Regions from separate parts of the Homo sapiens genome. Here region 2 is linked to region 1. A link is an interaction called in ENCODE POLR2A ChIA-PET data of the cell type or tissue named here. Cell type or tissue: Caco-2. All regions are shown on one strand. Links, peaks and the distances in the headings refer to the core of each region. The heading gives the core; the rest is flanking DNA.

The links. ChIA-PET counts read pairs that join two places held together with the same protein. Peaks named below come from ENCODE experiments on the same cell type or tissue, not always from the same donor. Only the 100,000 strongest peaks of a DNase experiment are listed, where the experiment ranks them.
Region 2: POLR2A ChIA-PET joins it to region 1 with 5 read pairs; 8 of 35 experiments call an interaction of 5 or more read pairs at or near these places.

What each region holds. Positions count from the first base shown.
Region 1 is chrX:38,903,294-38,906,116 of GRCh38, reverse strand. The region is part of intron 1 of LOC124905177 (a long non-coding RNA gene); the gene reads right to left. Among named protein-coding and RNA genes, the nearest start is that of MID1IP1-AS1, 100 kb to the right of the region's middle. In Caco-2, for the core only: no CTCF peak of the experiment used is centred there; no DNase peak of the experiment used is centred there.
Region 2 is chrX:38,815,769-38,818,591 of GRCh38, reverse strand. No RefSeq gene overlaps it. Among named protein-coding and RNA genes, the nearest start is that of MID1IP1-AS1, 13 kb to the right of the region's middle. In Caco-2, for the core only: no CTCF peak of the experiment used is centred there; a DNase peak (open chromatin) is centred at 1,411.

The DNA.
Region 1 (2,823 bases), core at 140-2,639:
GTAAGAAGACATTTTACTTCAACTTTTTCAGCTTAATTTTTACCCACCTAAAAACTGGGCTTTTATTTTCTTCCTGGATTCTTCATTTCTCCACCTCATTTGTTTCTACAGCCTGAGCTCATTTCAGGGCTTCACAGCTTTCCTTTTCCCTAAACCTCCAGGGGAGGTTAGGAATGAAATGGTGCTTCCCTCTGCATTTCCATCTGCCTGTTCCACAGGGCCTGTGGTGAGCTCTTCTTTCCCAGCCTAATGCTCATGCTACCTGCTTCCCTCCCTTGGCCTACCCACAGGCTGAAACCCTCCTTCCCGGCTAGGAAGACCAGTGCTGGCGAAATTAACATGAAGAAACAGATGCCTTAACTGTGGGGGTGTTTATAAATAAAGTTCAGAGGACAAATAGCTTGCTGGAGGCAAGGGAAATCATTTTTTAACACAAGTGGCTATGGCTATATTAGTGTCTTCTCAGAAGCAAGCCCACCCAGCATGGCCAGTGATGAAAACTGGAAAGCCTAAAGGATGCTGGACACACACATATCCTCCATAGGCAAGCAGAGCAAACGTATTTGGGACATTGCAAGGATTTCTCCATGTCTAAGCACACACAGGCTCTTCTAGTTCATGCCCTGACACATCAAATATAAGATGGAGGGAGCCAGGTGTGGTGGCTCACGCCTGTAATCTCAGCACCGTGGGAGGCCGAGGTGGGCAGATTACTTGAGGTCAGGAGTTCAAGACTAGCCTGGCCAACATGGTGAAACCCTGTCTCTACTAAAATTCCCAAAATTAGCCGGGCATGATCGTGGGTGCCTGTAATCACAGCTACTCGGGAGGCTGAGGTGGTAGAATTGCTTAAACCCTAGGGGCGCAGGTTGCAGTGAGCCAAGATTGTACCACTGCACTCCAGCCTGGGCGACAGAGTGAGACTCTATCTCAAAAAAAAAAAAAAAAAAAAAAAAAAAGGACGGAGGGGAACGGGGAACACCCTAGGCACTGCTTCCAGAATCCCAGACTGAGGACAAGCTTGTAATGGCAGCTGGAGGGCAGAAAGTTCCACAGCTATCATCACAGACTCTATTTACTTACCTTTGGAGAAGGTGACAGGAGTAGAAAAATTTGTATAAGTCAATGTTATCTTAGAGTAGGGGTTTTAACCTAGGCTGCACTGAGGGATTTGAGACTAGAATTCAGAGGTCTGTGAACTCAGATGAGGAAAGATTGGTATTTTTATTCCAACTTCTAACTAACATTTAACATTTTCTTTGTTTATGAATAAAGCAAACAGACAACAGTTTTACTAGTAAGACTTGTGTCTTCGTCACCAATAAATGTCACAGATTCATTTGTATCACATTACAGTTGTTCAGAATACCTTGGTATTAACACATCATTTACGCTCATCTCTGCTTCAAAATTATGGCTGTTATTAGATCTGTCACCAGATCTTGTTGAATATATCAATAAAACACATAGATTACTGTATCACAAATGTGCTTACTAATATTTTGATAACTATATTTCAATACAATTGGCTCCCTTTTAGCTCTATTTATTTTTTATGTATTTGAAAAACACTCTTTCAAAAAGGAATTCACTGCCTTCACCAGACTTCCAAGGGGGTCCACAGCACAAAAAGTTTTTTGAAGCACTCCTGTCTTTGAGCATCTATGTCAAGATTTCATAATGAATAAATATGGACAGCTCATTTAATATAATTACCACAATTCCACAAGCAAATTTATTATCAAGCCCATTTTATGAATGAGGCAACCAAGGCTTGAAGCAGAATCTGCCTGATTTCAAAGGCTGTGGTTTTCTCTCTCTCCCTCTCTCTCTCCCCCTCTCTTACACACACATACATACACACATGCACACACACACACACACAAATACAAATATATTTTTATGACTCCCAAACATCCAGTCAAAAATTCAATTAGCACAGATACTACTGCCCATCAAATGAAATTAACTAGTGATCTGTCTCTACAATGCCACAAGAACTGGTTGAAACAATGAAAAAATCAATCTAACAGATGTTTTTTCTAATTGCATTTATAATCTGATGGCCCTCTCCCCCCTCTCCAAAGTGGCTGAGTACACCAAGAGTGTCTGCTATGGGACAGGAGTTAAATGAGCCCATCCCTTAGTTATATGAGGATGCAGATACACTGCTTACTCTGCTAGGGCTCTGACATCCAAGTCTAGGCCTCCACACCCCCTCCCCTTTCCACCACGGACACCTATCTTGTTCTGCCCCACCTAATGTCTTTAGGATTAAATTATTCATGAAGAAAAGGGAAAAGAAGGGAAAGGAAGAGCTTAATCGCATTTTGCCCTGGGTGCTGGGGAGAATGATAGAAAAAGATGTAATTCTTTACACTTATGGAATTAACATTAAATATTTGAGAACCAATAAGAAACAAATAATTCCTCAAATAATGGATTGATTCATGACAATGCCAGTGCATACCACAAAAAAAGGAATTCAGGGTATTATATAACAAAGGTCCCTCACCTAGTCTGGGGTATAAGAAACGATTTCTCTGAGGAAATAGTGTTTGCAAACTCATCTGTTATAATATTTATGGTTTTAATATCCTGCTGGAGTGTAAGCATCCTTTCATTATAATACGAAATACAAGTCAGTCCTCACCTCTGTAGTCTCCTCTCAAGTAGAAGAGCGATTTTCCCACTGTTTCTAGTTGAGATTCTACTGCTGGGAAGCAGGAGCAAAGGTGTCTGTCACACGTGGTTAGTGCAAGCCCCAAACAGCTTGAGATGCCCCTGGCCTGCGTCACCACAGCTGAACCGAGTAGGTTTGAA
Region 2 (2,823 bases), core at 215-2,714, 88 kb after region 1:
CACAGTTTGTTAAAACTTTTTGTTTTGAAATAACTTCTGGCTTACAGAAAAGTTGCAGGAACTGTGCCAAAAACTGTCCATATACCCCTCACCCAAATATCTAATTTTACTTCTCTCCCTCTCATTGCTTTCTTTCTGAATCATTTGAGAATAAATTGCAAACACAATGCCCTGTACCCATAAATACTTCAGTGTATATCTTCCTCTAAATGAGAAAAATAACTGTCACAATTGCAGTACAATGATCAAAATCAGAAAATTAGCATTGCTACAATATCATTATTTAATACAGACTTTACTCATATTTTTCAATTAAGCAAATTATGTCTTTTATAGCAAAAGAGGTGTAAATATACATATAGATGTTGATGTTTCTGGTCCAAGATCTAATCCAGTGTTACATACTGCATTCCATTTTCCTATCTCTTTAAGTGTCTATTTCTCCTAGAACAGTTCCTCTGTCTTTACCTTTCATGATCTTGACATTCTGGAAGAGAATAGATCAGATATTTTGTAGAATTCCTCTCAATTTGGATCTGCCTGATGTTTCCTCGTGATTAAATTTAGGTTATGCATGTTTGGCAGAAGTGATGGGTCCTTCTCAGCACATACTATCAGGAAGCAGGTCTTTCACACATTTTTAAGCCTTCTTCATAATGTTGCTTCTGCTCATGTATTGCCTTCCTCTCTCACCCTCTGCCCATCGCTGCTCCCAGGCTCTTAGACACAGCCCCAGAGAATCCATTCCAACCTCATTGTCACCTAGTTAATCCACACTGTTCCCCCAGATCTCAGCACAGAGGTTACTTGCCAAGAGATGGTTCCTCAAACCCTAGTCCTCATTTGGGGCCCTTCCTGAGTATCCAGCACCCAGCCATCATAGCAGTTATTAGGCTGCATTGTAACTACCTCTTTGCTTGTTTGTAACCTCTTCTGGACAATAAGCATTTTAAGGTACAGACTGTGTAATGTTCACTATCATTGCCAGCACATAGCCCAGTGCCTGGCATATAGTAAGTAGGTGCTAAATAAATATTTGCTGAATGAAGTACCACTTCTGTGAAGACTCTTTGACCTTGCAAGCTTCCTCCTGCATGTTCCCAGAGCCCAGCATAACTCCATTATCTCTCTCATGGTATTGCTAAATTGTTTGTCTATACTCCGTCTTTGCAGTGAGCTTGAAAATTCCTGGAACCACATCTGAGTTCTTGCATTTGATTCCACTGCACCTTAACAGGCTGAGGAGGGAAGGAAGGAAAGAGAGAAGGGAGAGAGGGAGGGATTGGGCCTTTGTTTTAAAACTTTGTTCCTTCTGAGTTTGCCTTGAGCATGTGCAGACTGTTCTGGAGTGTCTCTCCCAGCTACTCCTCCCCCTCATACCCCACTTCCTGTTTACTCTGCCTCCCAGAATCGCAGTGGGGAGGGGAGGGGGATGGGAGCCAGTCCAGTTCCTTTAGCCTCCTTCCCAATTCCTGCAGGGCCTAGTTCAGGAATGATTGCTTTGAGTTTGAGTTTATGGTCTTTACAAGTCTTTATGAGTGTTATCAACAAGAATGTAAAGCTTTTAGTGTGAGTTTTCATCAGTGCATATACTAACAAGCAGTGAAGTAAATGAAGGTAGAAAAAAGAGGAGAAAGAAAGGCCTGGAAAATCTACAGATTAAATAACCAGTCAGAACAATCCAGAAATTAGTTGCAGTGTCTTATAAAGCCTTAAAGAACAAATCAGGTGAAAGAAAAGAAGCTCTTTCCTCAAGGATTTCTTTTTTCTGCCTTCCCTGGCCCTCATATTTAATTGACAACTAGCAAACACCACTTCTCTTATTATGATCCTTATGTTCACTGAGACAATATCTAATATGCTTCCCTCCTTTGAAAAGGTTTTATGCTGCATTCCAGACTAACTCATCACCATTCAATGAGAGCCAGGAGTACTAGGTCCCAATGGTAAGGAATCAATGGTGAGGAGCCACTAATCAACAAAGGGGCTGCACAACTGCGTCTTTCAAACATTGCTGGTGAGAGGGTAAATGTTATAACAGCTGTGGAAAACTCCTTGGCAGTGTTAAATTAAGTTTAGCCTAAAGCTGCTTCCTGACACATTTTAAGTTCAGGCTAAAGATTTTACATAGTGAACTGTAACCTAACTGGATGTGTAAACTGACTGCAACCTACTCTCCTGCCAATCACCGAGTTTTGGCCAATCAGAGGTGGCCAACTGTTCAAACTGTGCTCAAATAAGGCAAACACCAAGCTGTAACCAATCCAGCTGTTTCTGTACCTCACTTCCATTTTCTGAACATCACTTTCCTTTTTCTGTCCACAAATCTTCAACCACTCGGCAGCGCACCAGTCTCTCTGAATGAACCCTTTCTGGTTCAGGGGCTGCCTGATTCACAAATCATTCTCTGCTCAATTAAACTCTGCTAAATTTAATTTGTGTAAGGTTTTTCATTTAAAGAAGTTTCTTATAAAGTTAAATACATACCTATCTTTTGAACTAGCAATCTCACTTCTATGCATTTATCAAAAACAAAAAAGAAAGGCTTGCACTAGAATATTATTTACAGCTTTGTGCATGATAGCTAAAAAAAAAAATGAAAACAACTTTAATGTCCATCAACAAAAGAATGAATAAACAAGTCATGGACGTTTATAAAATGGAAAACTACTCAGCAATAAAAAGGAATGAACTACTGACTTATGCGAGAACATGGGTAAATCTCAAAAATATTATGTTAAGTGAAAGAAGCAAGACATCAAAGAGAACACACTGTACGACTCTCTTAATATGAAGTTCAAGAACCGCCAAAACTAATTATAT